Linked DNA regions of Homo sapiens: regions 2 and 3 are each linked to region 1. The links are chromatin loops, found by intact Hi-C in ENCODE. Cell type or tissue: GM12878. All regions are shown on one strand. Each heading gives the region's core, and the rest is flanking DNA. Links, peaks and the distances in the headings are about the cores only.

Region 1 (10,144 bases), core at 2,584-7,583:
AGTGATATTCAGATGTGAAGGTAGCAGCATCAGTACGCAGAATTGGCCTAAAAAGTTTTGTTCACAAGGTCATATTGGCTTCTTTCTTTCTCCTGCTGTAAACCTGGCCAAACCCTGTTACCTAATTTCGGATGCTTTCTCCTTCCAGGAGTTCAGTAGAAGAGTTTACTTGGGCATCCATATCTAACAGAGCTATAAAAGCTTGATTCTTTCCCTCATGAAAATTCTCCAACCTACTAAGATGGATGCATATGGAATTTGATCTCCATTAAGCACAGAGATCACTTGCCCCATTTCTAATGATTTTTCTCCTTATAGCAGCTGTGCCTGACAAAGTAGTGACAGAGCTGCACTGTACCATTAGCAAGGCTTAGCATTTACTTTCGATTCTGTGTGGTATAATGGCTGCCTGTGTCTCATAACATTAAACTTCCAATGTTTTTGGCTGACTCAATTCTCAATATCAGGCAACAAAGTCCTACATAATAGCTAGGGGAGTTATCCAGAGGGGCAAACAACAATTTATCAATGAGTCTCTGGGTTGGTTTCTCATTCTCTAGAGATCACTTCATCAGTATTCTATACCCAATCCAGGCACTGAGTACAGAGACCAACTTGTCATGTATGGTTTTCACTGGGAATTTGTTTCTCTTAAGAAAATCTTCAAAAGAAGACCAGAAAATGTGGTGTTGTACTGGACTCATATTTATCTTCCACTGCACAGCATTATCAAATAGGAAAACATGCAGGGTATACCTGAAAACAGCCAGACCCAACTAATTTTCACCATGTCTACTACCATCAGGGTACTGAAACCCACCATTATCTGTAATCTACATAATTGGAATAGCCTACTAATTATTCTCCCTTTATTCATCATATACTAATAAAAACTATTCTGCAAGTTGTCAGAGTGATCCTGTAAAACTAAGACAAATCTTGTATGCCCTCCACTATAAATACATGGATGGCTCTGCATCACACTCAATGTAAAAGCCAAATTGCATTTTGAAACCTACAGGGCTATAAGCTGTCTGCCTCTCTCCCTCATCCCCATTACATCTCTGAAACCACCTCCTGCTTTTCTCTGCCTTGTTCACTCAGCTCCAGACATGATAACATCCTCCTTGCTCCTCAAACATGCCAGGCCTAAACCTGTCTTGGGGCCTCAGCACGTGCTGTCCCTCCATCTGGAATGCTCCTTCCCCAGACAGCTACAGGGTCAGTTCTCCCATTGCCTTCAGGTGAGACTCAAAAGCCAAGTTCTCAGTGAGGCCTTCCCTGGATACCTTGTCTATCTAGTTTCAGCTTCCCTCCTGAAATTTTCTATCCCAATTCCTTGCTTTATGTTTTTCTATTTAACACTAGACACTATGAAAATACATTATAATTGCTTACTTATTTTGGCTACTGTCTGTCCCCCACACTAAAATGAAACCTCCATGAGGATAAGAATTTTAGTTTGCTTTTTTGTTCATTATTACATTATCAGTATCTGTGCCTAGAAGAGTGCCTGGCAGAGAGCCCACCTGAAGTAAGTATTTGTGGGGTAAAGATAAAACAAGTAAATTAAAAAGCAAATGGGATCAAAGCAAGTCAAAGGGGCAGTTTTTCCAGGGTGTGGCCCCAGTTACAAGTGCAAACGCTTCCAGGGAACGACTGTGCATTTTATTAGAGTAAAGCAGGCCAGCTGGGGGTGTGGCCAACTGGAGAGGGTATTCGGAGTCTAAACTGGACTGAGACCTACCTAAGGCCCAGCTGCATGTATCCTTTTTGGAATGAGGGCCCTGATCCTCACATTTTTGTTGTTGTTGTCATTCTGTTTCAATTTCAGGAGATGCCAGAGACATAAATTTTCATCGTGTGAAATCTCTCAAATGTCTAAAGTACCTAATTAAAAATAGAAAACAATAAAAACACAAAGATGAAAATAACCTGGCAGCTGTCTGAGACTGGTTCCTGGGCACCTTGCTGGATTTTGTTGGACGAAATTGTGTGATGTACACAAGAAAATTAATCCTTGCTACGGTGAGGTAGGCTTGCCTTGTGTAATTCTTGAGGCAGTCAGCCTCAGGCCATGTTGGGTGGAGAGAATAAACTCTATTTACCACCTTCTTTCAACTCCTGGAAGCTCCTTGCATCTCCCACTATGCATGGAGTTAGGGTAACCTGGGCAGCAGGGAGTCACCAGCACTCTTTCTTGGGGTCAGAGGTATAATTTAGTGAACGGTGTGGTTGCAGAAAGCAGTGAGAGGGTTTTCAGATGGGCTACAGGAGAAAGACTTGGGAAAGGCAAGGAGGGGAGGAAGAGAAAGACACAGATCTATCTTTGCATCAGACACCATAGTTCTGAGGGACTTTTTGTGGGTTGCTGCTCCCTCTCCCCACCAGCCTTGACCCTTTTTTGTGACATTATACAGCTGAATGAGTTAGTTATACCAAGTCACAACTCCCAGCCCAACTGCCCCATGGCATCTGCCTCACCTGGAAACAAAGAGCTGACCAGAATTCCATCACAGGTCTCTGTGAGCTGGGGTAGGCAAGACTGGCCAACAGGTGCCTGTGAGGGGTCTGCAGACACCAGCTTTGTGGGGAAGGTCTAACCAGAATGTGGATTCTTGGGACAGCAGGCCTCTTTTAGTGGATTATTTGTCGGAACCACCTGTGGTTTCAGGCAGCTGCTGAAAGAAGTGTGGACAGTCAGGAACTCCCCATAACCTGGAGAGAAACACTAGGCTCAATCTTCTGATGCCCCTCGTCTCTAGATAGAAAACAAACATTCCAGCAGAAGGAACCGGTGTGATGAGACTGCTGTACCTGAGTTCAGTAAGGTTCCATTTTTTTCTGGGTAAAGTACTTTCCAAATGCAAGATGGCACATCTCTTAAGTTCTGACCCACTAACCCATCCTCTACCAATATTGTTTATCTAGCGCAGGACAAATGTGAGGAGGCAGCCCGCAGCCCAGCACATGTGGGGAACCGTGTTAGTGTGTTCAGGCTGAGGGTTGGGGTTCTGCTGGGTAGGAGCGTCCTGAACTCCCTGAAACAGGAAAAGCCTTACGGGTATAAACTTTCCTCCTGATTAACCTTACTGAGTCATCCTTGTCAGAATGCCCTTCTAGGGAACCTCCAATGTATCTGGCATCTTTGACAGATGCCACTTCCTTTGTGCATAGAGCCAGGAAGAGCAATGTGGACACTACCAGAAGTCCAACATTTTCCTGGGCCTTCCGATCTCTCATGGGCCCCACACCCCACAACTCTTTTCCTGTATTCCCAATCCCTCTGTCAGTCTTTCTTCTTTGAACTCCTTCTTCCTCAGTGGCCCTCTTCTTCTAACCTCTCTAACACTCTAACCCACATAGCCTCTTCCATTGAGTATCCTTTATCCTCTCCACAGACCCTGTCAGGTTGATCCTTCTCCTCTTTACTCTGGACCTCTTCTAAGGTTCTTTGTGTTCCTCTCTACTCAATTTATTCTGTGTATTTTCCTCTAAGCCACAAGCTCTCTGATAGCTGTTCCTTCTTTTCATGCCCCATTCACCAAACACACCCGATCTTTTCAACAAGACAAAGGGCTTACACACAGCATGTCATGTACACACAAGTTTGTATTTTTTAGAGCAAAACAACAGTTAATGCTGGCAAAGATGTTTAGTTATCAGGGATTCCATAAGCTTTCAATACACTGAAAGGCAACATTTTTTGCATGTCTACAAATTATACATTTGTTTCCACACATGTGCCAAATTTTACCCTAACAGTTAGGACTTTTTCACCAAATCGTAGACATAGATATGGAAATCATCATCAAACTTGATGAAATACACAGAGGGTTTGGCTTCCACTTGGTGAATGACCATGCCGATCCTTTTGGAGCCATCTTCTTTGGTATATTCCACATGCTTACCTATTAGGCCATCTACAACTCCTCCTGGCTCCCTCTCTGTTGGAGGAGACTCACTGGATTCTGGCATGATGCGGAGGTCACCTTCCTTATAATCATCTAGAAGCTGGTACATGTACAAGACAGGATCTTTCTCATAGGTAATATAAAACCAGGCTTTCATGATAGGTGCTTGAGCTAAGACCATCCCCCTCCATTCATCCTTAGAACCATGCTCTCCCTCAAACATATGTTCCACTGCTTTGCCAATTATGGTATTTGCAAGGTTGGCATCACTAATGTGAGATGATGCCACCCTGTCAGAAAGAATTTTAAGAGACAAAACCCTTTCATCTCTGTGAAGTTCCAGTCCATAGACACAGTCAATTCCATCATATTTCACCAGATAAAGAGAGGGATTTATAGGCACCTGATCCAGAACGGTTCCTTTCCACTGCGTGATGGGCTCATCTCCTTCCTTCCATCCATGAGAAATTCTGCAGCCCACGATGTTCCTGCGGGGCTGGGATGAAGGTCGGCCTCTCTGCTTCTTTTGGGAGACTTTTTTCTTTGTCATGTTTGCAGACCCAGTGGCCCGTCCTGCAGCTGCCCTGGTTTGTTGCCCTTCGGCTTCCTGTGCGTTGGGGGTCTTCATGCCTGCTGGGGGAGGAGAGAGGATAGAGAGACACACCCAGTGTGCCACAAGGCAAACTTTTCCCTATAGCCATGTCTGGATGTAGTCTGCGCTAGTGCCTAAGTTTCCCCTAGGAGCCTGGAAGCAATGCTGGAAATCCTGGCTGCATGCCCGCAGTGCTCTCCCTCTTAAGTTCCTTTGGGCTGTGGGGAAGGGCTGGGGTGGTGCAGTAGAGCTGTCTGGGGTTAGGAACTCTGCAGAAGTGGCTGGGCCACCTCCTCCTAGCTCAGAGCCCACTGCCCTCCCGGAACCCCTTGCTACCACTGGCGTCCACTTCCAATCCCCTTGCAAAGAGGCCTTGACCGGCACCCACTGCCCTCCTTCCCTGAGCGTCCCAGCTGCTGTCCACAACACCCCCTGCCTACCCTAACCACTTCTCTGGTACCCACCGCCCTTGCTTCCCGGCGCTCACCTTCAAATCCTTGTCTGGCTCCCGTTCCTACCCCCTTTTCATGTTGCTCACCGCACTCCCCCACCCCACCCTTGCCTGGCGCCCAACTCCACCCCATGTCTCCTGCTGGATTCCTTCCCATCCCCCTCTCCATTCTGGCGCCCACTAATGGCCTTGCCCTGCCTGGCGTCCACCGCCGGGGATCGCGGGCCTCACGTGCCCAAATCGGACACCTCGCTGCTGCCTCCGCTACGAGCCTGTGGCGAAGGAGGGTCAGCAGGCGACCGGCCGAGTGAATGCTTGCAAGAGCGGGGAGGGTAGGATCCGTAGATGAGGAGCGTGTCTAGGAGGGCGGCGAGACAGGCAAAGAGGAAGGCAGCGGCGTCCCCACCGCTTGGCTCGCTAGCCCTCCGCCTCCCTGCTGGCGGTGGCGGCCCCTCAGCCACATCGGGATTCCACCAGTCCCTGCTGTCGCCGCGGCAGTCTCCTCCCTCTTTCCGTAGCGCAGCTTCCTGCCCAGAGAGAGGCCTCCTCTTCCTGTCAAACACCCGGCTCTCCTCTCCACCAGGCTCCCACGCCCACCACACAGCCTGTAGCCCCGGCGGAGCTATGGGCTCTGACTCCGCCTCTTTCCAAATCCGGAGTAGTTCGTGCCACAGTCGTCCTCGGAACCCTGTGGCCCCTTCCTCACCCGTTTCAGGGCCACTTGGTTCCCACCTCCACCTTCTTAGTCTGCCTGCCCTGCTTTCCATCTTCTTGGAATTCGCCTTGCTGCCGCCCCGCGCCCACCCCCGCGCCCACCCCTGCCCCTGCACCGTCCCATGCCCTTATGGATTTATTCTTTACACGTAAATATGTCTTTCCTCTTTTTGAAAGGATTTGGAGTTGGAACAGAGAAATTCACTATGGTAAGTCTGCCATTTTGACCCAGTCTCTACCTAATTTTTGCTGACTGATATTTCCTGGCATTTTTGTTTTTGTTTTCGAGGGATTTTTTTTTCCTTTTCTTTATTGCAAGATAATTGCATGTACAACGTGAACACTATCTACATTTTAGGAAATTAATATTAAGAGGAAAATCATCAACTGCAGTCCCATCTCCCATTTTTGAGGGCCTCACAGCAAAATATTAATGCTCATAGTTTTTTTTCCTTTTTCCTAAACTTTTGCAAAACTGGGATTTGTTTTTTATCTGCAATTCATGTCTATTAATTTTTCCAGGAAATTAGATGTTTTCTAATCGATTTTTTCATTCAACAAATATTTATTGAGCACCTGTTACATATCTTGCACTTGGTCCGTAAAACTCAATTTTAAAGTGATTTATAATTTGGCTTTTCTCCCAGTACTGGGCATTTGACATAATATTTCCACAATAACCAGTAATCAGATCTATGTATCGGAATAGAAAGCTTTGCAAAAAAATAACTTTATAAGAAATAATTAAAGTTATAGTTTTATAAATCAGTGGAGAAACGTTGGGTATTCTTTAAGGAATGTTGAAATAATTATTTAAATATTTTGAGAAAGGTTGTATACTAATGTTGTACCAGTATCAATATTTGATTTATTAAAAGGTAAAAAGCAGCAAAATAAAATTGAACAGAAAGCAAATGAACCAACCAAAAACTCTGTAAACAAAACAATGCTTAATGGTATCTTTCTTATTCAGATACTTATGGTATTTGAATGAGGGGATGAGTCGGATGTTAACAGAACAACTACACTTAATAAAATAACATCTACAAGGAAAAATAGAAGTAATAATAATCTCGATTCAACAGTCAAAGTATGAAAGAACATTAAAATATTACTTAATGTCATTGATCATGAAAAAGCTTCATATCTAGTGCTGATGCAAGTGAAAGTTTATACAATTTTTATGGAAAGCAATTTGCAGATATGTCATAGTTTCAGTGAGGGCTTTTTATTTTATTTTCATTTTTATTTTTTTAAATTATATTTTAAGTTCTAGGGTACATGTGCACAATGTGCAGGTTAGTTACATGTGTATACGTGTGCCATGTTGGTGTGCTGCACCCATTAACTCCTCATTTACATTAGGTATATCTCCTAATGCTATCCCTCTCCCCTACCCCCACCTCACAAGAGGCCCCATTGTGTGATGTTCCCCTTCCTGTGTCCATGTGTTCTCATTGTTCAATTCCCACCTATGAGTGAGAACATGCGGTGTTTGGTTTTTTGTCCTTGCGATAGTTTGCTGAGAATGATGGTTTCCAGCTTCATCCATGTCCCTACAAAGGACACGGACTCATCATTTTTTATGGCTGCATAGTATTCCATGGTGTATATGTGCCACATTTTCTTAATCCAGTCTATCATTGTTGGACATTTGGGTTGGTTCCAAGTCTTTGCTATTTTGAATAGTGCCGCAATAAACGTATGTGTGCATGTGTCTTTATAGCAGCATGACTTATAATCCTTTGGGTATATACCCAGTAATGGGATGGCTCGGTCAAATGGTATTTCTAATTCTAGAACCCTGAGGAATCGCCACGCTGACTTCCACAATGGTTCAACTAGTTTACAGTCCCACCAACAGTGTAAAAGTGTTCCTATTTCTCTACATCCTCTCCAGCACCTGTTGTTTCCTTACTTTTTAATGATCGCCATTCTAACAGGTGTGAGATGGTATCTCATTGTGGTTTTGATTTGCATTTCTCTGATGGCCAGTGATGAAGAGCATTTATTCATGTGTCTGTTGGCTGCATAAATGTCTTCTTTTGAGAAGTGTCTGTTCATATCCTTTGCCCACTTTTTGATGGGGTTGTTTGTTTTTTTCTTGTAAATTTGTTTGAGTTCATTGTAGATTCTGGATATTAGCCCTTTGTCAGGTGAGTAGATTGCAAAAACTTTCTCCCATTCTGTAGGTTGCCTGTTCACTCTGATGGTAGTTTCTTTTGCTGTGCAGAAGCTCTTTAGTTTAATTAGATCCCATTTGTCAATTTTGGCTTTTGTTGCCATTGCTTTTGGTGTTTTAGACATGAAGTCCTTTCCCATGCCTATGTCCTGAATGATATTGCCTAGGTTTTCTTCTAGGGTTTTTATGGTTTTAGGTCTAACGTTTAAGTCTTTAATCCATCTTGAATTAATTTTTGTATAAGGTGTAAGGAAGGGATCCAGTTTCAGCTTTCTACATATGGCTAGCCAGTTTTCCCAGCACCGTTTATTAAATAGGGAATCCTTTCCCCATTTCTTGTTTTTGTCAGGTTTGTCAAAGATCAGATAGTTGTAGATGTGTGGTGTTATTTCTGAGGGCTCTGTTCTGTTCCATTGGTCTATATCTCTGTTTTGGTACCAGTACCATGCTGTTTTGGTTAGTGTAGCCTTGTAGTATAGTTTGAAGTCAGGTAGCGTGATGCCTCCAGCTTTGTTCTTTTGGCTTAGGTTTGACTTGGCAATGCAGGCTCTTTTTTTGTTTCATATGAACTTTAAAGCAGTTTTTTCCAATTCTGTGAAGAATGTCATTGGTAGCTTAATGGGGAACGCATTGAATCTATAAATTACCTTGGGCAGTATGGCCATTTTCACGATATTGATTCTTCCTACCCATGAGCATGGAATGTTCTTCCATTTGTTTGTATCCTCTTTTATTTCCTTGTGCAGTGGTTTGTAGTTCTCCTTGAAGAGGCCCTTCACATCCCTTGTAAGTTGGATTCCTAGGTATTTTATTCTCTTTGAAGCAGTTGTGAATGAGAGTTCACTCATGATTTGGCTCCCTGTTTGTCTGTTATTGATGTATAAGAATGCTTGTGATTTTTGCACATTGATTTTGTATCCTGAGACTTGGCTGAAGTTGCTTATCAGCTTAAAGAGATTTTGGGCTGAGATGATGGGGTTTTCTAGATATACAATCATGTCATCTGCAAACAGGCATAATTTGACTTCCTCTTTTCCTAATTGAATACACTTCATTTCTTTCTCCTTCCTGATTGCCCTGGCCAGAACTTCCAACACTATGTTGAATAGAAGTGGTGAGAGAGGGCATCCCTGTCTTGTGCCAGTTTTCAACGGGAATGCTTCCAGTTTTTGCCCATTCAGTATGATATTGGCTGTGGGTTTGTCATAAATAGCTCTTATTATTTTGAGACACGTCCCATCAATACCTAATTTATTGAGAGTTTTTAGCACGAAGTGCTGTTGAATTTTGTCAGAGGCTTTTTCTGCATCTGTTGAGATAATCATGTGGTTTTTGTCTTCGGTTCTGTTTATGTGCTGGATTACGTGTATTGATTTGCATATGTTGAACCAGCCTTGCGTCCCAGGGATGAAGCTCAGTGAGGGCTTTTTTAAAGCTGTGGTTAACTGTTACTCCTAAGATTTCAACCCTGGAATTTCAATGAAAAGTAAGGGGTTGGGGGGTTACCAAGGTTCTGAACTCCAGATTCTGTATTCATGTATTTAACAAGCAGTCACAAGTTCTGCTGAGCATCAAAGTCTTTCAGTGGTTCCCTCTAGAATGGGTAAACTTTGCCAGTAGAAAAACATCCACCAAATGCCCTGTTTGCCTCTTGGACCTGTTCTCCTCCTATCTCAGCTAGGTAATTATTTCGTATTTCTCAGCTTTTAGATGCCATTGAGAGTGGATTTTCTTTTTTACTATATTTGTTCAGATTTAGTTAATTTGTTCAGATTTCAGGGAAAGTTGTTTTGAATTGTTTAGTCTCCTATTACTGAAATCTCAAACCCTATTTTTTATTATAAAATGCATGTGTTCATCATTAGGTTGTATACATTAAATAGGTACAGCTTTGTGTATGTAAATCATACCTCAGTAGTGGTTTGAAAAAGAAAAAAATGTGTTTAACTATTTGTAATGACTTCAAACTACAAAACACCTACATTTCCATCAGCAGTATATTGTATATGTTGGGGTATATTCATACATTGGAATATCATGCAGTAGTGAGAATGTTCAAGCTACAACTACATGCAAAAACATAAATGAATCTCTGAAATATGTTTAAAAAAGAGGCCAGACAACAAAGGGGCACACATTATTCTATTCAATTTATTTGAAGTTCAAAAACAATCATTAACTAATCTGTTGTCTAAAAAGTTAAGGTAGCAGTTATTCTTGCAAAGATATTTTCCAAATAGACAACAATTCATACTCTATCAGTAGTTGGCCAAAGTAAAAATTAGAGAGAT
Region 2 (10,144 bases), core at 3,272-8,271, 360 kb before region 1:
AGACAAAATTGTGAAATAAATGAAAATGAAAACATGCCAGAACTTAAGGGACACAGTAAGATCAGTGCTCAGAGGGAAATTTGTAGCTGTAAATGTCAACATTAGAAAAGCAGAAAGATCTTGAAACCTGACTCTACACCTAGAGGAACAAGAAAAATAATAGCAAAACAAACCCAAAACTAGAAGAAGGAAGGAAATAATAAAGATTAGAGTGGAGATAAACAAAACAGAGAATAGAAAAACAATAAAGGGAAAAACAAACCAAAAGTTGATTTTTTTGAAAATATCAACAAAATTGACAAAACGTTACCAAATACCTGAAATAATAAGTAAATCAGAAATGAGAATGGAGCCACATATCTACAACCATCTGATCTTTGACAAACCTAACAAAAACAAGAAATGGGGAAACAATTCCCTATTTAATAAATGGTGCTGGGAAAACTGGCTAGCCATATGTAGAAAACTGAAACTGGATCCCTTCCTTACACCTTATACAAAAGTTAATTCAAGATGGATTAAAGACTTAAATGTTAGACCTAAAACCATAAAAACCCTAGAAGAAAACTTAGGCAATACCATTCACGACATAGGCATGGGCAAGGACTTCATGTCTAAAACACCAAAAGCAATGGCAACAAAAGCCAAAATTGACAAATGGGATCTAACTAAACTAAAGAGCTTCTGCACAGCAAAAGAAACTACCATCAGAGTGAACAGGCAACCTACAAAATGGGAGAAAATTTTTGCAATCTACTCATGTGACAACGGGCTAATATCCAGAATCTACAATGAACTCCAACAAATTTACAAGGAAAAAACAAACAACCCCATCAAAAAGTGGGCAAAGGATATGAACAGACACTTCTCAAAAGAAGACATTTATGCAGCCAAAAGACACATGAAAAAATGCTCATCATCACTGGCCATCAGAGAAATGCAAATCAAAACCACAATGAGATACCGTCTCACACCAGTTAGAATGGAAATCATTAAAAAGTCAGGAAACAACAGGTGCTGGAGAGGATGTGGAGAAATAGGAACACTTTTACACTGTTGGTGGGACTGTAAACTAGTTGAACCATTGTGGAAGTCAGTGTGGTGATTCCTCAGGGATCTAGAACTAGAAATACCATTTGACCCAGCCATCCCATTACTGGGTATATACCCAAAGGACTATAAATCATGCCGCTATAAAGACACATGCACACGTATGTTTATTGCGGCACTATTCACAATAGCAAAGACTTGGAACCAACCCAAATGTCCAACAATGATAGACTGGATTAAGAAAATGTGGCACATATACACCATGGAATACTATGCAGCCATAAAAAATGATGAGTTCATGTCCTTTGTAGGGACATGGATGAAATTGGAAATCATCATTCTCAGTAAACTATCATAAGGACAAAAAACCAAACACTGCATGTTCTCACTCATAGGTGGGAATTGAACAATGAGAACACATGGACACAGGAAGGGGAACATCACACTCTGGGGACTGTTGTGAGGTGGGGGGAGGGGGGAGGGATAGCATTACGAAATATACCTAATGCTAAATGACGAGTTAATGGGTGCAGCACACCAGCATGGCACATGTATACATATGTAACTAACCTGCGCATTGTGCACATATACCCTAAAACTTGAAGTATAATAATAATAAAATAAATAAATAAATAATAAAATGGTTAAATTTATAATATATTAATTTATCCACAGCTAAATAAAAAACAATTAAAAGATCCATTTGGAAAAGGATACACCCTATTAAAGTAAGCCTGATACATGAAACAACAGCTAAAAAAGAAAAAAAAAAAGTAACACAATTGACAACCTAAATAAAGAAAATACTTACACTGAAAGAAAACATAAACAAGACCAAGATCAGGTTATAAAAAAAGAGTTAGTGTATAATGTACTTAAAAACATTGCCTCTGTCAATGAATAAAAAGAATAACATATTAGCGAAGTGCATTAAGGAAGGCAACAGACGAATAGGAAAAATAATGTGCAAGATTTAGTAAATAAATATAGGAAAACTAAAATGGCCAGGCACAGTTGCTCACTCCTGTAATCTCAATGTTTTGGGAGGGCAAGCTGGGCGGATCACTTGAGGTCAGGAGTTTGAGACTAGGCTGTCCAACATGGTGAAACCCTGTCTCTACAAAAAATTAGCGGACTTGGTGGTGCATGCCTATAATCCCAGTGAATCTGGAGGCTGAGGCATGAGAATCACTTGAACCAGGAGGCGGGGGTTGTAGTGAGCCGAGATTGCGCCACTCCACTCCACCATGGGTGACAAAGTGAGACTCTCCCTGAAAAAAAGAAAAGAAAAGAAAAGAAAATGACCCTAGACACATTTTAGTATTTACATAATGTAAATTATTTAACACAACAGTACTGATTAAACTGTAATAACAACGATAAATAATATTGACTGGCTTTTGATAAGTATAATTCTCAAATATGATCAGAATTAGAATATATTGCTAAAGAACTTTAGGAAGGTGTTAATTGAAAATTCTAATTGTGAGAATTCAGTGTCCACAAGAGACATGTTCTATTTCATAATACATTAATATATTTCCTTATATTAGATTTTTCTGAAGGTTTGTAGAAGTGCATCTTGTACTCTGCAGAGGAATAGGATGACAAATGAACTCAGGGTTAATTGGAATAATTTTAAAATGCACGTTGATTAAATAAGAAGGCAGCATTGATTTCACAGCAACTATATATAACTATTCATTGTGGTTTCATAAACAACAAAAATTGTAACCACTAAACACACTAATTCTGGGCATCCCTTCCTTCGCTTCGTGCACCATCAATTCAGTGGCCCTTTGCAGTGAGCACTTGACATCCGAAAAACAAAAGAAAACCTAAAAAACAAAATGAGGAACCAACTAAGGTACACCCTTCTCACTTCAGCAGGGCTCCCCCCACTTGACCACATTGGGGAAACCTGCAAAAGTAGGAGGATTCTCTGCTTCCATCATTCCTTCTAGATTATTCTCTCGGAAAGGGAAAAAGAAGAGAAGAGAAGGGAAAGAGAAGGGAACGGGAGGGGAGGGGAGGAGAAAGGGAGCGGGGAAGGGAAGGTTTGTCTTCAAAAAATCCAACCATTGGGGCTGTAGCATGGTGGGGGGAGCTTGTAGGAAGGAAGGAAGGAATGCTTGTCTTCAAAAAATACAACCACTGGGGCTGTAGTATGGTGAGGGGAGCTTGTATTTCCGGGAAACAGGGGAGGTGTGTGTGGGTATTGGAGGAGGGTGGCTACAGAATCCTCTATGAACCTGCTCAGGTCTCATAAACAGGAAAACAAGCCACTTGCTTGTGTGCACCACACTTGTCCCTAGGCAGCACACTCCCTCCTGGGAAAGAGATCAAAGTTTGGATTAAAAGCAGCCAGGTCCGCTAGGCATGGTGGCCCACACCTGTAATCTCAGCACTTTGGGAGGCCAAGGTGGGCAGATTGCTTGAGGCCAGGAATTTGAGACCAGCCTGGCAAATATGGTGAAACCCTATCTCTACTAAAATTACAAAAATTAGCATGTAATCTCAGCTACTTTGGGAGGCTAAGGCAAGAGAATTGCTTGAACTCAGGAGACAGAGGTTTCAGGGAGCCGAGATTGTGCCACTGCACTCCAGCCTGTGTGACAGAGTGAGACTCTGTCTCGAAAAAAAAAAAAAAAAAGAAAGAAAAAAAGAAAGGCAGCCAGGTCCAACAGGCATCTGCACATTGTTGACCCATCCAGCAGAACAGGGTCGAGAAAGGCATCTGTCGGGATGGGGCAGGACAGGACGAGACAGACTATTGTCTGAGGCATTTGGCTACCTCTCTGACTGGAACCCAGGCACTCATATGTGCCCAGGAATGGGTGGGATATTCCGGATGGGTTCCACAGGTGGCTCTCCTAGAGAGACCCACTTGGCATATTTGATGATGGAGCATGCAGGCTCCCTGGAACGTGATGGCTCACTAGTTAGTACCCCCGGCATCTTGGTCATTCTGCTGAAGTGCATGGGTAGCCAGGCCCCCGGCAGTGCTCAGTTTCTCCTGGGCCCCTCTGTGTTCCTGTGGTGGGTGTGGAAGTGGAGGTTGAGGCTAGAGTGTCTTTGAGGGTGGTGGGGCAGCTGTGCCTTGATTTGATACAGAGCTCTCTGGGCTCCTCAAGCTAAACTCTGGTGCTTGCCAGATACTCAGCTCAGATAATGAATGAGACGGTGGAGGACAAATTATTTTGCCCCTTTAGGGTCTCCAGGCAGACATGCAAAAGCCTGGTGCAGGGCCTTCATACAGAGCCCATGTTGGGTGCAAAGCCATGACCCCGTTGCTCTAAAGGTTGCATGTCCTACCCATACCGCTTGGTACCTGGAGAGCAGCATGGAACACAATGCTCTCAGAATATTGAAAAGGTTTTCTGTGTCTCCACTGAGGGATACTCCTGCCTCAGGCCCTGTGGCTGCCTATTGAGCCATCAGCCCATTCTGGTGACCTGCATGTGCCAGGACAATGTGGTAATCTCAACCAGGAGCTCCAGGTTTACATAGGCCCCCAGTCCTTGGGTAAATCCTTGTGTAAGCCAGCTGGGTGGCTCCCACTTTCTCCTGGAATGGCAGCCCTATGATCCCAGTCCACCTGTGGTGTCCCAGTGGCCATGATTATGTGTCCTTTGTCATTACTTTCTGCACTAGAAGCAGCCACAAAACCTGGAGAGGGCCAAAGGAAGGGCAAAGGCTGGATGCCGAAACAGGATTCCCACAGGGTCTCCAGCCTACCAGGCCTTGGTCATTGGGACCCCTGAGTTTGGTGGTCAACCTGGGACCTAGTGGCTGTTTTCTTTTTCTCCCCACTTTTTCTCTTTCTCCTTCCTATTTTTTTTTTTCACATGGGAAAAGGCGGAGGACCTCGGGGTGGAGGAGCAGGGTTACAGTTATAGTTAGTGTTTGTGGAGCCCTACTGCCATCAAGCAGAAACAGTTTCTGGCACTGGGATACAGCTGAGCACCAGTGCTGGGGAAAGCCCAGGAGTGCTAAACAGATGGCGACAAGCCGTCCACAGGCTGAAGCAGGAGGAGAGAGGAACTCCTGACTGGCCCTTGGCCTGTGCTTATTCCCAGGATGGCGCCTTGGCTCCACAGCTCTCTCTGAAAGAAAGGGCAGGCAGGGGCACCCCACCATGGGCTCCCCTGGCAGTCTCCAGGGACTTCCAAGCATGAATCGCCCCGCCCCCAGCACCCCGAAGTTCCTTTGTTCCCAGGGAGAATAAGAACCCCTTGGCCCCAGCTTGGACCCAGCCAATGGCACCTTGGAACTCCCCACAAAGGAGACCAGAGTAAACAGCCCCAGTCTCGACCATCAGTGCCCAGTGGCTTCCCTTATGCCCATCACAAGACAGGGTGTCTCTGCCCACTGGGTAGACTGGTCTTGAGGCTGCCGGGTTGTTCTGTCCCAGGGCCTCTAGAGTTGCTGCTTCTCCATGAGGTCCCAATGGCAGGTACACTTCCTTCAAGGGCTTTGAACCCCGGTGGGGGGAAACCCTGCCTTGGGCTGAGTCTACCCAGCCTGGCACATCCTCACTGTTTGTTGTCTGTGCCTGGAAGAAGGCAAGTTTCCTTGCAGCCTGTAGTTCAGAAACACCTTCCACTGGATGTCACTGTGGCTCCACAAATGGCAGTCACCCCTTTTCTTTCCCCCACCTTGCCTTCCTCTCCCTCCTTTTGCTGGCAACCAAACAAAACAAAGACCAGAAAACAGAAACTGGGGCTGGGTGCGGTGGCTGACGCCTGTAATCCCAGCACTTTGGGAAGCCGAGGCAGGCAGATCACTTGAGGTCAGGAGCTCGAGACCAGCTTGACCAACATGGAGAAACCCTGTCTCTATTAAAAATAGAAAATTAGCTGGGCGTGGTGGCACATGCTTGTAATCCCAACTACGGGGAGGCTGAGGCAGGAGAATCGCTTGAACCCGGGAGACGGAGGTTGTGGTGAGCCGAGATTGCACCATTGCACTCCAGCCTGGGCAATAAGAGTGAAACTCTGTCTCAAAAAACAAACAAACAAACAAAACAAAATAAAAAAAACAAAGAAACAAACCGGCCAAAGAGCACCCACCTCATCTTCAGCATTGCTCCTCACCTACATGGTCACTTTGGGGAAACTTGCCTTCCTCCTTCCCTCTGGATTCTTCTTTGTGCAGGGGGTCCCAATGAACCAGCCTATCCTCAAGAAATCCCACCCTTGGGGCTGTGGCATGATGTGGGGAGGTTGCACTGGGGAAGGTGTGAGGGGCTACAGGGTGGCGGGTGTGTGGGTGTGTAGGTCTGCATTCCAGCCACTGCAGATTTCTCTATGAATCTGCATAGGCCTCCTAAGAAGGAGACTGGCGCGTGCCTAGAGAAAAAGCAGGAAGATAAGAATGCAGGAAGATCTGGACTGCATCCTTAGGGGTGGCATTGTGACTCTGATTGTCAGAGGTCTCCGTTTTTAACGTTTAACTCCCATCACATCTCAACTTTTTCCTGTCTTCACCTGTGCTTCCAAATGTCCTCAGGCACATATATGTGTCCCTACTCATACTCACTCACAAGCGTCTGCCCAGGCACCTCCACTCATACCTGGGTCCTGTTGTGCAGGCAACTCTCAGAGGGCAGGGTTCTTCAGCTTCCCGGTTCCATCTTGTTCATCTTCCTCATCCCTTGTTGTCTGGCTGCCCAATATTTGCTGGCGGAGGGTGCGGGATGTGTTGGGGGTGGAGACAGCAGGGAGCAGGGCAGCCTCCTGGCCCAACAGGCCTCTGTGCACATGCAGTGCAGACCTGGGCATAAGGGGCTGACACTTTCTCCTGGCTGGTTGGTGGCTCTTCCTCTGTGAAGCCACAGAAGGTCACTCGGGTTGCCACCTGTCCATCTGGGACATTCTGCATTCTTGTTCGCTGTCATCCTCATTGCTCACGTTGATTCTTAGTATACTTTTGGAGTTTTTCTTCCTTCACTTTTTTCTTCTTCACTGTCTTTACTTCTCGTCCACTTCTGGTTTGGGGAGGTCAGGATTCGCCTGGAAGGCAGGGTCCGGTTGGCAAGCGAACATATTTAGGGAGAACACGCCTTCTTTTCCTCAGGAAATTAGAAAGACCTCAGTTGACTCCTGCCAGATGTAATCGGGGTGCCCCTCTCCTTTCTGCCCTCTCTCCCTAGTGCCATAGGTGGCTGATTACCTCCTTTCCCTGGTGTCCTTTTCCTCTCCGTTTTTCCTCTCTCCTCCCATTTCTGGGGTCCTACCCTTCATTGGCCTTGTAGACTAGGGGCTCGTGGCCCCTTGCGGTTTGCAGATGACATCCAGAGGGTATGGTTTAGCCTGCATCTTTGTCCTCTGTAGCCCCTGCAGACCTATTTGTGGATCAAAGCTTTTGATCCGACTCACAAGGGATCCCATCAACAAGAAGCTTCTTGGTGGTGTGTCCTTTCACTGGGATGTCACTGTTGTCTCTTTGTCACTCGTTATGTATGTCACCACGCATTGAGGCACCCATGAACTCTATCCTTCAGGACAGCTGAGGTGGCATGAAGCTGCCATTTCTTGTTCTTTTTCTCCATCTGGTTCTTCTTCCTCTTCCTCCTCTTCCTCTTTCTTTCTCTTTTCTTTTCTTTTCTTTCTTTCTTTCCACCTCCTCCTCCTTTTTCTTCTTCTTTTCTTCCCTCCTCCTCCTCCTCCTCTCTCTTTTCCTTTCACTTTCAGATCTTGGCGAGACAAATGTTCTATGGAGACTGCTTCTTCTGCTCCTTGGTAATGGGGGATGTCCCTCTGCGTGCTAGGCAAGGAGAAAGCTTCACTTTTGTTCTGAAAGGAGCAGAGATGAAGGTCACATGTTCAGTTCCTCTGGTCCTCTAAAAAACCACCCATGTGTTACTTTTAAGTGAAATGTCATTCTGAATGCACTTCCTACCAGTACCTCACGATTCATCCTTCTACCTTGTTCTCCTTGAAGACGATCTAATAATGTAATCTTGGCCAGTAGGAGCCTCAGCAAGTTTTCCCCCATTTCCTCTCCTTCCAGTCAAGCCATGTGAACACAACTATCCGGATTTCAGTGTATACAGGCAGGCTGTCTCTGCCATGTGCCAGTTTACCCACTCTCACACAGGAAGGCACCCACAAACCATAGACACAGATACACATACACACACTCACTAGGGACCTCAGAAATGAAATCACAAACACACCCGCACACAGAGACACATGCAGACACACACAAACACACACATAGACACACAAACAAGAAACCTCACAGGGGCACAGGGGTGCAGGCCCAAGCATTCTCCCACACAGACACATACACACCACCACAGGCACGAGACTGCCTACAATTTCTCCCACACAGGTTCTAAATGTGCAAAGGGAACAGGAGACAGGGGAGAATTCCTGACTCCAGGCCTGGGCCATCATGCCATTGATTGATGGGCAACTCTCGCCTTCTCCTGAGAATCAATGTGGGAAGTCTGTTAACAGATAGGATCCAGCAGCTGGTGTAAAACTGGAGCATCCTGGGTCAAGCTGCTTAAAAAGGAACCTCACTTTGTGTTAGAGACAGAGAGAGTTCCCTTGGGAGCCTTGGCCCTGTGTGATGCCATAAGAATCTGTGGTGTGTGGTGGCATTCCCCAGCACCCCTGAGCCACCCTCCTCCCACCCCCATCTGTGTGAAACCCAGGACAGCCTGAGCAGAGTCAGACTTGAGCAAGTTGCTGAGTGTCCTCTCTGAGAGATACTCCTGCTTCAGGCCCTGTGGTTTCCAGTTGAGCAGTCCACCTATTTTGATGACCTCCATGTGTCAGCCCAAGGCGGTAAACTCTACCTGGAGCTCCAGGCTTTCGTAGGACCCCCAGTCCTGCAGCAGAACCTTGTGTAAGCCAGCTGGGTGACCAGCACCTTGTCCTGGGGCAGTAGCCCTATGATCCTAGTCCTCCTGTGGTGTCCCAGTAATGATCATGTTTTTTGTTGTTTACTTTCTGCACGGGCAAGAGCCATGAAACCTGCAGAGAGCCAAAGGAAGGGCAAAGGCTGGCTCCCTAAACAGGATTCCCACAGGATCTCCAGCCTACTGGTCCTGGTCCTTGGTCACACGGTCCCATGAGTTTGGTGATCAATCTGGGACCAGGTGACTGATTCCTTTCACTCCTCTGTCTTTTTTTTTGTTTCTCTTTCCTCTTTACCTTTTTTCACATGGGAAAAGGCGGAGGCCCTGGAGTTGAAGTGGCAGGGTTACAGTTGTAGTTGGCGTTTGTGGAGCCATACTGCCATCAAGCGGAAACTGTATCTAGAAACCGGAGGCAGCTGGGCACAAGTGCTGGGGAAACCCCACGAGCGCAAAAGAGATGGCGGCATGGAGCCCCCAGGCTGAAGCAGGACAAGAGAGGAACTCCAAGCTGGCCCTTGGCCTGTGCTCATTCCCAGGATGCCTCCCTGGTTCCACAGCTCTCTCCGAAAAAAAGGGCAGGTAGGGGCGACCCACCATGGGTTCCCCTGGTCATCTCCAGGTACTGCTGGTCCTGGGTTGCCACGTCTCCAGTATCCCGAAGCTCCTTTGTTCCCCGGGAGGATCGGGGCCCCCTTGCCAACACGTGGCTCCAGCCAAGGGAACCCCGGAACTCCCCACAAAAGACACCAGAGTAAACGGCCCCCGTCTCGGCCAGTGGCTTCGTTTATGTCCATCTCAACATGGCTGCCGGGCCAGCTCCGCCCTCTGGGCTGACTGGTCTTGGGGCTGCCTGGCTGTTCTGTCCTGGGGCCTCTAGAGTAGTTGCTTCTCCAAAGCGTCCCAATGCCAGGTACACTTCCTTCAAGGGCTCAGAACCCCGGTGGGGGAAACCCAGGCTTAGACATAGTCTAAGCACATCCTCGCTGATCTCTGTTCCTGGCAGAAGGCAGGTGTCCGTGCATCCTGTTGTGTTCAGAAACAACTTCCACTAGATGGCAATGTGGCTCCACAAACAGCAGTCTTGTCTTTCCCTTCCCCCATTTTCTTTCCCTCTTTCTGTTTTTGGTGCCAAAAACCAAAACAAACACCAAAAAAAAAAAAAAAAAAAAGAAACTGGCCTAGGAGCACCCATCTCACCTACAGCAGGGCTTCCCATCTATG
Region 3 (10,144 bases), core at 3,189-8,188, 130 kb before region 1:
ACTGACAAATACTGGTCCATGGCCTGCTAGGAACCAGGCTGCACAGCAGGAGGTGAGTGGCAGGTGGGTAAGCAAGCGAAGCTTCATCTGTGTTTATAGCTGCTCCCCATCACTTGCATTACCACCTGAGTTCTGCCTCCTGTCAGATCAGCAGTGGCATTAGATGCTCATAGGAGCATGAACCCTATTGTGAACTGTGCATGCAAGGAATCTAGGTTGCATGTTCCTTATGAGAATCTAATGCCTGATGATCTGTTGCTGTCTCCCACCACCCTCATTTGGGACAGTCTAGTTGCAGGAAAACAAGCTCAGGGCTCCTACTGATTCTACATTATGGTGAGTTATATAATTATTTCATTATATATTAGAACATAATAATAGAAATAAATTGCACAATAAATGTAAGGCATTTGAATCATCCCCAAACCACCCCCCTCCCCTCACCCACCCTGTCCGTGGAAAAATTGTTTTCCATGAAACCAGTTCCTGGTGCCAAAACAATTGGGGACCACTGCCCTAGAGGTTAGGGATGGAACACCTGACCTTGCTAAGCCAATCAGTGTATTTCATCCCTGAGATTTTAGTGATTGGTCAAAGTATCTGACCTAAGCCAGCTGAGAATACATCATAGGACACAGGTTATCTATCTTTCTCTAGATTGGACTGCTGTAGCCTGGAACTGCTGGTCCAATTTTGCTACCATAAGAAAAAACAGCCTGAGAATGAAACTGACACACAGAGGGAAAATCCTAAAGAATCATAAACACTGAGCCTGAGCCCCAATTCAAACTATGCCTGAAGCCCATCTGAGCTCTAGATTTTTTTTAAATTTATATTGATCAACGTTTGGTAACAGTTTAAGCCTGTTTGAAATGGGTTTCCTGTTACATGCAGGCAAGTTCTGTTAGAAAAGGCAAATCAAAGCTATAAATATGAATTTGCATATTGCAGTAGATGTGAGTGCAAGTTTAAACAGAAAAAAATAATTGTTCATTTCATTTCTGGTTTATTAATTATATAGTACCTTAACTTTCCCCACAGCTTCAATATATAATTGGTTTTCCTTTTAACTTCCCTCAGTAAAAATATACTGGCCTCTCTTGAGAAGTTCCTCTCAGAGAATACGTTATGTTCACATATATTTCACATTCTACTTTTGAGAAAAATTGGACTGGCAGAAATTGTGGGTTTGTAGGGTCATGTAAGTTTTCATTAAACTGGGTTAGGGTCTGAAGGTTTGAATTAATTACACCTCCTTCCCTTCCAGATTCTGAACCAATTAAAAAATATACACAGGAATCAAATAGGGATTAAGATATCAGCTTTAATATATTGTTCAGTGAAAAAAGCAAAATTCAGAACAGCATGTATAGTATGCCACCATTTGTGTAAAAAAAAAAAAAAAACCTGATACACACATACCCACACACAATATGCTTGTAAATACATGGAATATCTCTGGAATGATACATCAGTAACTGGTAACAGTTGTTACTTTTTGAAAATGGGACCAGGGAACTGAGGCCAGGGGTGAGAAGGAGGAAGAGAGACTTACTTTTTAATAGTATACCCTTTTATACTGTTTGACTTTTACCATAGGCATGTGTTATTTTTCTAAAAAACAATTTATATATTAAAACTGTAAAAAAGAATCAAAATAGATACCAGCTTTATAGCTGATAGAGCTGGATTGGAGAACATGGCTTGGACCTGAGGCTGAAATGAACTTCTATCATAAGTCTAACGACTTTGGGATTCCCCCACCCCAAGGAGAGATAGTTGGGTCTAGAAAGCAGATGTTTACCCAGCCATGTAGTGAAGGACTGCAGTCTTTCCCACATCTTGCTGTGTGGAACGAACTCAAGATCCAAGAGTGGCCTAAGCTGCCTATCCATTATAACCATTTTCTCAATCTCATCAAGTTATTCCTCCTCCCAAGCATAAGATTGAATGAGTGTAAGAGAAGATGGGTAGAACTTTCTTCCAAACATTTTTGAGAGATGCAAGTCTTTTCCTTTTCTTGAGTCAGGAGCATGGAGAGAGGAAGAGGATAGATCCCATCATACCCTTGTACATTTTCATTCTCTTAAGCCACAATGGTTAATGCTCAAGACTCTGGTCAACAAACAGGGCTGTGGCTGTCCCCTTCCAGGGAGACCAACAGTATCTTAGAAAAGTTCTGCTCCCATCAATGTAAGATTGGTGAGCAGTTGTTTTTGCCCCCAAGAGGCTCTGAAATAAGTCAAAATAGAACAGTAATTAAATTAACTCTAAGGCTACATTACACCCTAGACTGAAAATTTGATCACAATTGCAGCCCTAATTTACAATTATGTCCAGCCATATTTCCTGACATAGCTGACAACAATTATACAATGACTCCCAAAGATAGCATTAAAATACTCCAAATAATACAATATCAACAACATAATAAAAATGCCTTAGTTTGAACTATATGACCTCACCCCCACCCCATCAACTATTAAACTCCAAGGGAAAAAGGACTGCCCAAAATTAAATTTCTAATTCAAAGTCCAAAATAATTAAAGTCCAAAATTCTGCCTTTCCCAATTTCTCGTTTTTCTCATTTCAGCCATATAGATCTCACAAAGATGTCTGCCCAGATATGGGGTTCCTTCAGCAGCTGCAGCCTTGGCTGTCTTCCTCTTGACTGGGTGAAGTTCCTTCAGGACCTCAGGAGTTGAATTAATCTAACCCCACAATTGCATGTCATACATATTAAAGAGTCCAAAGGGTCAAGAAGACATAAGATTATCACAATATCAACCTCACATCAAAAAAATTAGAAAGCACACTAGTCCCCAGCCACTAGAACAGTTTTTTTAAGCAAATATATGACCCCAGGACTTAGAACATAGGGCAATACAGACCCACATTGCTGTTGTCAGTCAAACATCATAGTAGAGACTTAGTGGCATCAAAAAGCAAAAGTAGACAGATAAAACATAGGAGAAAAGAGAACATCTTCTTTGTTTCATCCTCAGCAGGATGCCAATCTGTGCCGGTAGTCTGGACTCCATGACCTGTGAACTTAAACTAATTTGGAAGATATCTTGCAGTACAGTCCCAATATGATTGTACTGCCTTGAGTCCCAGCCCCAAATGTGCAGAACTCCATGGCCTTATTAGGCTGTTACTGCTAATGGAGCTTCTGTGAGAACCTCAATGAGAAAGCTTTGGTTTTGGCCAGGTGCTTCTCTCAAAAACCATGCTTGTACTTCAACTTTTCTTTCCTAGGCTTTGGTTAACCTCCGCCAATGGCTCTTTAATAATGGAAAGCTCAAAGGCCCTTCCATTGTTTACTTTTCTGCCACAGTAGAACTCACCCTTATCTGCATATAAGTTTCTTAGGGCCAGCCAAGAAACAGGATAGTTAAAAATCCAAACACTAACAAAAATCTATTAGATTTCTATCTACCAATGCCAGCACTTAAAACATCATTAAGCCTACAGATTACCTACCACTGACTGTGTTCCAAGTCCTGCTGGGATACCATAATAGATGAGCCCACCAGTCCCTGCAAGGAAGTATAGCCTGCTTTCAGCCATTCTTGGTTCTCACAAGTGCCTTGCCCACCTCACATGCTGGGACTCTGAATTCAGTCTCCTAAGAATCAAATCTAAAACTTGAGTCTCTCTTAGCACAGCAAAGAAATCTGTATCTCAGTTTGATTCTAGGTTTCTCCTCTTTCATTTTGAGGTTCTGGACAGATCTGTCCAAACCCAGCCAAACCCAGCCTTTGCCTGTGACTGAGGGCTCTAGCTAGAGCCTGGCTTAATGCTCCTCTGGGCTGGCAAAGACCATTTGTGCTAAAGTCTGCCTGCACAGCTTCTATCAGTTAAAACCTACTCCATGTCTGCAGATACCAGCCAGAGCTATTGGAGACAAGAGAGACCCTAATGCCACTGATGACTAAAACCTTTCACTTAAGCTCCACCAGAAATCTTGATCTCTCCACTTGGAGTTTGGTCCCCAAATGCTTGTCTTCTTATCAGTTTTGCAAGGTTTCTCAGCCTATGGTTAGGTACTAAAATGCAAAGTAATTACCTTCTTAATTCTAAAACAGTTGAGCAATAGGTGAAAGAACCGGAAAGAGAGCAAAATTATTAGCCTTACTTTTAGTACAGTTAGAACTGAGAATGCAACTTGAACAAGAGACCAAAATGGGCTTCCCACTCTTTCCCAAGTTAGATTTTTGAAGCCACTTGGGGGAGATTTGAGATTGCAAAGACACTTACCCAGCCAGTCACATGGGATATCTCAGCAAGCTTCACACCTCAATGAGTGTAGAGTCCAAGTGCCAAAAAGAGTGAGGTGAGAGGTGTTCAGCTACCTTTAATCTATTAACACCACCCAAGATAAAAAAAAGTATGAGCCAATGGATGTCAGACTTTACCCTTCTCACTAATCAGTTAAATTGCGGAGAGGAACCAGTGAAAAGGTTGGACAGATGGGCAAAAGGTTTCTTCCAAAAACGTATGAGAGGGCAGAAGTTCCAATTTTTTTGCCAAGCAAAACGTGCAAAAAGGGAGAAGATGGTTCTTACAAACTGGAAAGCAATCAAGACTTTCTGTGTCTACAGATTTAGAGTCTCATATATTTGGCAAATTTCAAGATGACCTCTAAGATGTTTTTACCAAATCGTAGACATAGATATGGAAATCATCATCAAATTTGATGAAGTACACAGAGGGTTTTGCTTCTACCTGATGAATGACCATGCCAGTTCTCTTGGAGCCATCGTCTTTGGCGTATTCCACCTGTTTGCCTACCAGGCTGTCTATGACTTCTCCTGGCTCCCTCTCTGCCAGAGGAGAATCATTGGAATCTTGAAGGATGCGGAGGTCACCATCTTTATAATCATCTAAGAGCTGGTACATATATAATACAGGATCTTTCTCATAGGTAATGTAAAACCATGTGTTCATGACAGGTGCCTGAGCTAAGACCATCCCCCTCCATTCATTTTTGGAACCTTCCTCTGTCTCAAAAATATGTTCCACTGCTTTGCCAACCATTATTTCTGCCAAGTGTGTATCACTGATTCTAGATGATGCAACTCTATTAGGAAGGACTTCAAGTGATGACACTCTTTCATCTCTGTGAAGTTCCAATCCATAAACACAGTCAAATCCATCATATTTGATAAGATACAGAGAGGGATTTACAGGTACCTGATCCAGAACGGTTCCTTTCCACTGTGTTAGAGGTTCATCTCCATCTTTCCATCCGTGCTGAATTCTGCAGCCCACGATGTTCCCCCGAGGCTGGGAGGTGGGTCGGCTCCTATGCTTCTTGTGTGCAGCCTTCCTCTTTATCATGGTAACAGACACACTGCCGTGGCCAGCGCCCGTCCTGGACCGCTGCCCTGCAGCTGCCTTTCCAAACGGGGTCTTCATGCCTGCGAAGAGGAGCACAGTTGCCAGGTGGACCGAGAAAGGAAATTAACAAAATCAATGCATAACACGGAGAGCTTTTTCTCCTAATCAGCGCACCCAGTAAACCCACACCTGTTTTTCCCGAAAGCTAGATAGCAAAGCTGGAAATCAAGGCACCCTGGCTGAGTGCCTGCAGTAACCTTCCTCCCCAGCTCAGTCTGGCTAAGATCTGCGGTTCGGTGAAATACGAAGCGTTTCCCCATTCCCCTCGCCCTGCTTCCAACACTACCCGGCCAGGAGGCGCAGATTCCCCACCGTCCCGGATTGCGGGCCTCAAGTGCACAAATCGGACACCTCGCCGTTGCCTCCGCAGTGAGCCTATGGAGGAGGAAAATCAGCGGGCGAGCAGCCCGGTGCTTGCAAAAGCTGGGAGAGGATGATCCATAGGCAATGAGTGTCTCTAAGAGGGCGGCGGGGCAGGCGAAGATGACCGTGGCGGCGTCCCTTGCTCTTGGCTCCTGCGTCCTCCGCCTTCCTGGTGGCGGCGGCGGTGGCGGTGGCCGCAGCCCCTCTCCCACATCGGACTCCCACTAGTCGCTGCTGCGCCGCAGTCTCCTCCTTCTTTTTCTAGCGCAGCTTCCGGTCAGTAGAGAGGCCTCCCCTTCCTGCCAAACACCGCGTGGCGCCCCTCCCCCACCAACCTGTACCACAGCCCTGGGCGTGGAAGGTGCTCCTAGGCTCTCGGTCTCGCAGCTTCCTCCAAATCAGAAGCTGTGGAGCCCACAACCACCTCTCTCTCACTGCATTGGTTTACCTCTTCTGGTTTAGCACGCGCCCCTCCCCTCACCTAACCTCAACCCTCTGCGCCCCTGCCCCTTCTGCTTTCCACCTTTCAGGAATTAGCCCTTTCCTTTCCCCTCCCTCCCCGCGTCCCCCCACCCTCCATTGAAGGGGATTTGTGGTAGGACAAGAGAAATGCGCTACTGCTCAGTGTTCAGGCTGCCATCTTGACCCAATCTACGTAATTTTTACTGACTTGTCATTCCCAGACTTAACTTCTTGAGGATTTCTTTTCTTTTCCCCTGATTGCAAAAGAATTGCATGCACAATATTGACACTGTAAAATTCAGAAAATTGACATGAAGAGAAAATAATTAACTAAGCCGGCCTCCCATTTTCCAGGGCTCACAGTGAAATATTAACACTATTTCCTTTTCCTTTTTTCTAAGCTCTTACAAAGCTTGGATAATTTTGAATATGCACTTTCATGTCCTGCTCATTTCCATGTAGAATAAACATTTGCTCAATTTTTTAGATATTTTCTGAGAACATGTTTTGTAGTAGCTTCATAAAATTAAGCATTAGGATTTTTCATAATTTTGCCGTTGCCTCCTATCTTCAGACGTTTAATTGTTAAATACCTATAAATTGTGCTTGCGCATGAATTATTCTGTTCACTTGAACAGAATAACCTAGACACTAAACTTAGAACAATTGCTATAATTAAAACAGGAATTTGTGAGATCATAAATCTGTGGAGAAAGACATTTTAGAAGTGATTCAATCAGTTTTATCGTTACAGCCATCCTAGTGGGTATGAAGTGGTACCTAATTGTGGTTTTAATTTGCATTTCTCTAATGACTAATGAGGATGAGCATCTTTTTGTGTGCTTGTTGGACATTTGTGTATCTTTGGAGAAATGTCTATTTCAAGTGCTTTGTTCATTTTTTAAATGAATTGTTTGTAGCAGGGCTGTTAATTGTTCTTTTTAAATTCTGGATGAGAGAACCTTATCAGATATATGATATGAAAATATTTTATCCCGTTTTGTGGGGTGTCTTCACTTTCTTGATAGTATTTTTGATGCACAAAAGCTTAAAACTTGGTTGTGCGTTTGGAGTCACACCTAAATAAACACTGCCAAATCCAAGTTCATGAAAATGTACCCCTATATTTTCTTGTAAAATTTTGTTTGTTTTTAGCTCTTATATTTATGTCTTTGACCCATTTTGAGTTAATTATTATGTATGGTGTGATGAAGGGGACCAAATTCATTGTTTTGCACATGGATATCCAGTTGTCTCAGCACCTTCTGTTGAAGAGACAATTCTTAGCCTTTTTAATTGTCTTGGCATACTTGTTGAAAATCAATTTAGTACAGATGTATAGGCTTATATCTGGACTCTTAATTCTATTTCATAGAATTTTATGCAAAAACCACGTTTTTAATTTATCTTTATGCAAGAACCACATTTATTTTTTGATTACTGTAACTGTGCAGTATGTTTGAAATCAGTAAGTGTGATTTCTCTGAAAATATTATTAAGATTGTATTGGCTACTCATGCTCCTTTTTTTTTTTTTTTTTTTTTTTTTTTTTTGAGACAGAGTCTTGCTCTGTCGCCCAGGCTAGAGTGCAGTGGCACAATCTCGGCTCACTGCAACCTCCACCTCCCGGGTTCAAGCGATTCTCCTGTCTCACCATCCTGAGTATCTGGGGTTACAGGCATGTACCACCATGCTCAGCTAATTTCATAGTTCCTTTCAATTTCATATGAATTTTAGGATTGTCTTTTCCTTTTCTGAACAAAAGGACTGTTGGGATTTTGATAAGGGTTGCACTGACTCTGCAGATAAACTTGGGAAGTATTGTTATCTCAACAATATTGTCTTACAATCCATGAACACAGAGTTTCCAGAGGGCATAATTTCCCACAAACAGAGTTTCCTATGAACACTGGGTATCTTGCAATTTATTTAGATCTTCTTTAAATTATTTCAGCAATGTTTTATAGTTTTGGTTAGATTTATTTCTAAGTTATTTTATTATTTTTGACGCTATGGTAAATGGAATTGTTTACTGTGATATTGTGAAATATATATTTGCTCTTTGATCTCCTTTTCTGGCATACAGCCCCTAAAACCCTTGAAGTATCCTGAGAGATAAGAGTGTCTTTTGTATGCTAATAAGATGACTGATGATTGGCAGCCCCTAGATAGCTTCAGGATGTGGGCTGTTCACGGCAAAGACCAGGGCATGATTAGAAGATTGGAGCAGAGAGGAGTTAAAGGTTGAATCGATCACCAATGGCTCATGATGTCTACATAATGAAGCCTTCATAAGAACCCAAAATAACAAGGTTAAGAGAGCTTTGGAAGCATATCTAGAACTATATGATCTTTGACAAACCTGACAAAAACAAGCAATGGGGAAAGGATTCCCTATTTAATAAAAGGTGCTGGGAAAACTGGCTAGCCATATGTAGAAAGCTGAAACTGGATCCCTTCTTTACACCTTATACAAAAATTAATTCAAGATGGATTAAAGACTTAAATGTTAGACCTAAAAACCATAAAAACCCTAGAAGAAAACCTAGCCATTACCATTCAGGACACAGGCATGGGCAAGGACTTCATGTCTAAAACACCAAAAGCAATGGCAACAGAAGCCAAAATTGACAAATGGGATCTAATTAAACTAAAGAGCTTCTGCACAGCAAAAGAAACTACCATCAGAGTGAACAGGCAACCTACAGAATGGGAGAAAATTTTCGCAACCTACTCATCTGACAAAGGGCTAATATCCAGAATCTACAATGAACTCAAACAAATTTACAAGAAAAAAACAAACAACCCCATCAAAAAGTGGGCAAAGGACATGAACAGACACTTCTCAAAAGAAGACATTTATGCAGCCAAAAAAACACATGAAAAAATGCTCACCATCACTGGCCATCAGAGAAATGCAAATCAAAACCACAATGAGATACCATCTCACACCAGTTAGAATGGCAATCATTAAAAAGTCAGGAAACAACAGGTGCTAGAGAGGATGTGGAGAAATAGGAACACTTTTACACTGTTGGTGGGACTGTAAACTAGTTCAACCCTTGTGGAAGTCAGTGTGGTGATTCCTCAGGGATCTAGAACTAGAAATACCATTTGACCCAGCCATGCCATTACTGGGTATATACCCAAAGGACTATAAATCATGCTGCTATAAAGACACATGCACATGTATGTTTATTGCGGCACTATTCACAATAGCAAAGACTTGGAACCAACCCAAATGTCCAAAAATGATAGACTGGATTAAGAAAATGTGGCACATATACACCATGAAATACTATGCAGCCATAAAAAATGATGAGTTCATGTCCTTTGTAGGGACATGGATGAAATTGGAAATCATCATTCTCAGTAAACTATCGCAAGAACAAAAAACCAAACACCGCATATTCTCACTCATAGGTGGGAATTGAACAATGAGAACACATGGACACAGGAAGGGGAACATCACACTCTGGAGACTGTTGTGGGGTGGGGGGAGGGGGGAGGGATAGCATTAGGAGATATACCTAATGCTAAATGACGAGTTAATGGGTGCAGCACACCAGCATGGCACATGTATACATATGTAACTAACCTGCACATTGTGCACATGTGCCCTAAAACTTAAAGTATAATAATAATAAAATTAAAAAAAAAAGAGAGAGCTTTGGGATAGCTGAACACGTGGAGGTTCCTGAAGGGTGGCTCACTTGAACAGGGCATGGAAGTTTGGTACCCCATTCCACATACCTTGCCCAATGTATCTCTTCCTTCTGGGTGTTCATCTGTATCTTTTGTAATATCCTTTACAATAAATGGGTAAATGTAAGTAAAGTGTTTCCCTGAGTTCTGTGAGCTGCTCTAGCAAATTAATTGAATGAGAACCCTGATTTATAGTTGGTCTGTTAGAAGT

What was found. Peaks named below come from ENCODE experiments on the same cell type or tissue, not always from the same donor. Only the 100,000 strongest peaks of a DNase experiment are listed, where the experiment ranks them.
Region 2: a loop joins it to region 1, with 4 times the contacts of the local background. A loop is called at or near these places in 2 of 110 quality-filtered maps.
Region 3: it touches region 1 in a loop (12-fold over the local background); 18 of 110 quality-filtered maps call a loop at or near these places.

What each region holds. Positions count from the first base shown.
Region 1 is chrX:57,116,088-57,126,231 of GRCh38, forward strand. It overlaps SPIN2B (spindlin family member 2B), which reads right to left and starts at 5,461. Exons shown (of 2, transcript NM_001006681.2): 1 at 5,151-5,461; 2 at 3,595-4,544. The coding sequence starts at 4,542. The coding sequence ends at 3,766. It also overlaps a transcript of FAAH2 not described here. RefSeq lists an enhancer at 1,207-2,406 and a silencer at 5,629-5,748. In GM12878, for the core only: no CTCF peak of the experiment used is centred there; a DNase peak (open chromatin) is centred at 5,494; H3K4me3 peaks cover 1,537 bases; H3K27ac peaks cover 1,368 bases.
Region 2 is chrX:56,754,631-56,764,774 of GRCh38, forward strand. The region is part of intron 2 of NBDY (negative regulator of P-body association); the gene reads left to right. Among named protein-coding and RNA genes, the nearest start is that of NBDY, 30 kb to the left of the region's middle. RefSeq lists enhancers at 5,582-5,681, 8,977-9,026, 9,047-9,166, 9,130-9,631, 9,627-9,986. In GM12878, for the core only: a CTCF peak has its summit at 5,651 (motif pointing right); no DNase peak of the experiment used is centred there; H3K4me3 peaks cover 526 bases; H3K27ac peaks cover 954 bases.
Region 3 is chrX:56,989,527-56,999,670 of GRCh38, forward strand. It overlaps SPIN3 (spindlin family member 3), which reads right to left and starts at 6,015. Exons shown (of 2, transcript NM_001010862.3): 1 at 5,690-6,015; 2 at 1,305-5,423. The coding sequence starts at 5,421. The coding sequence ends at 4,645. RefSeq lists an enhancer at 5,947-6,046. In GM12878, for the core only: no CTCF peak of the experiment used is centred there; a DNase peak (open chromatin) is centred at 6,085; H3K4me3 peaks cover 2,203 bases; H3K27ac peaks cover 1,862 bases.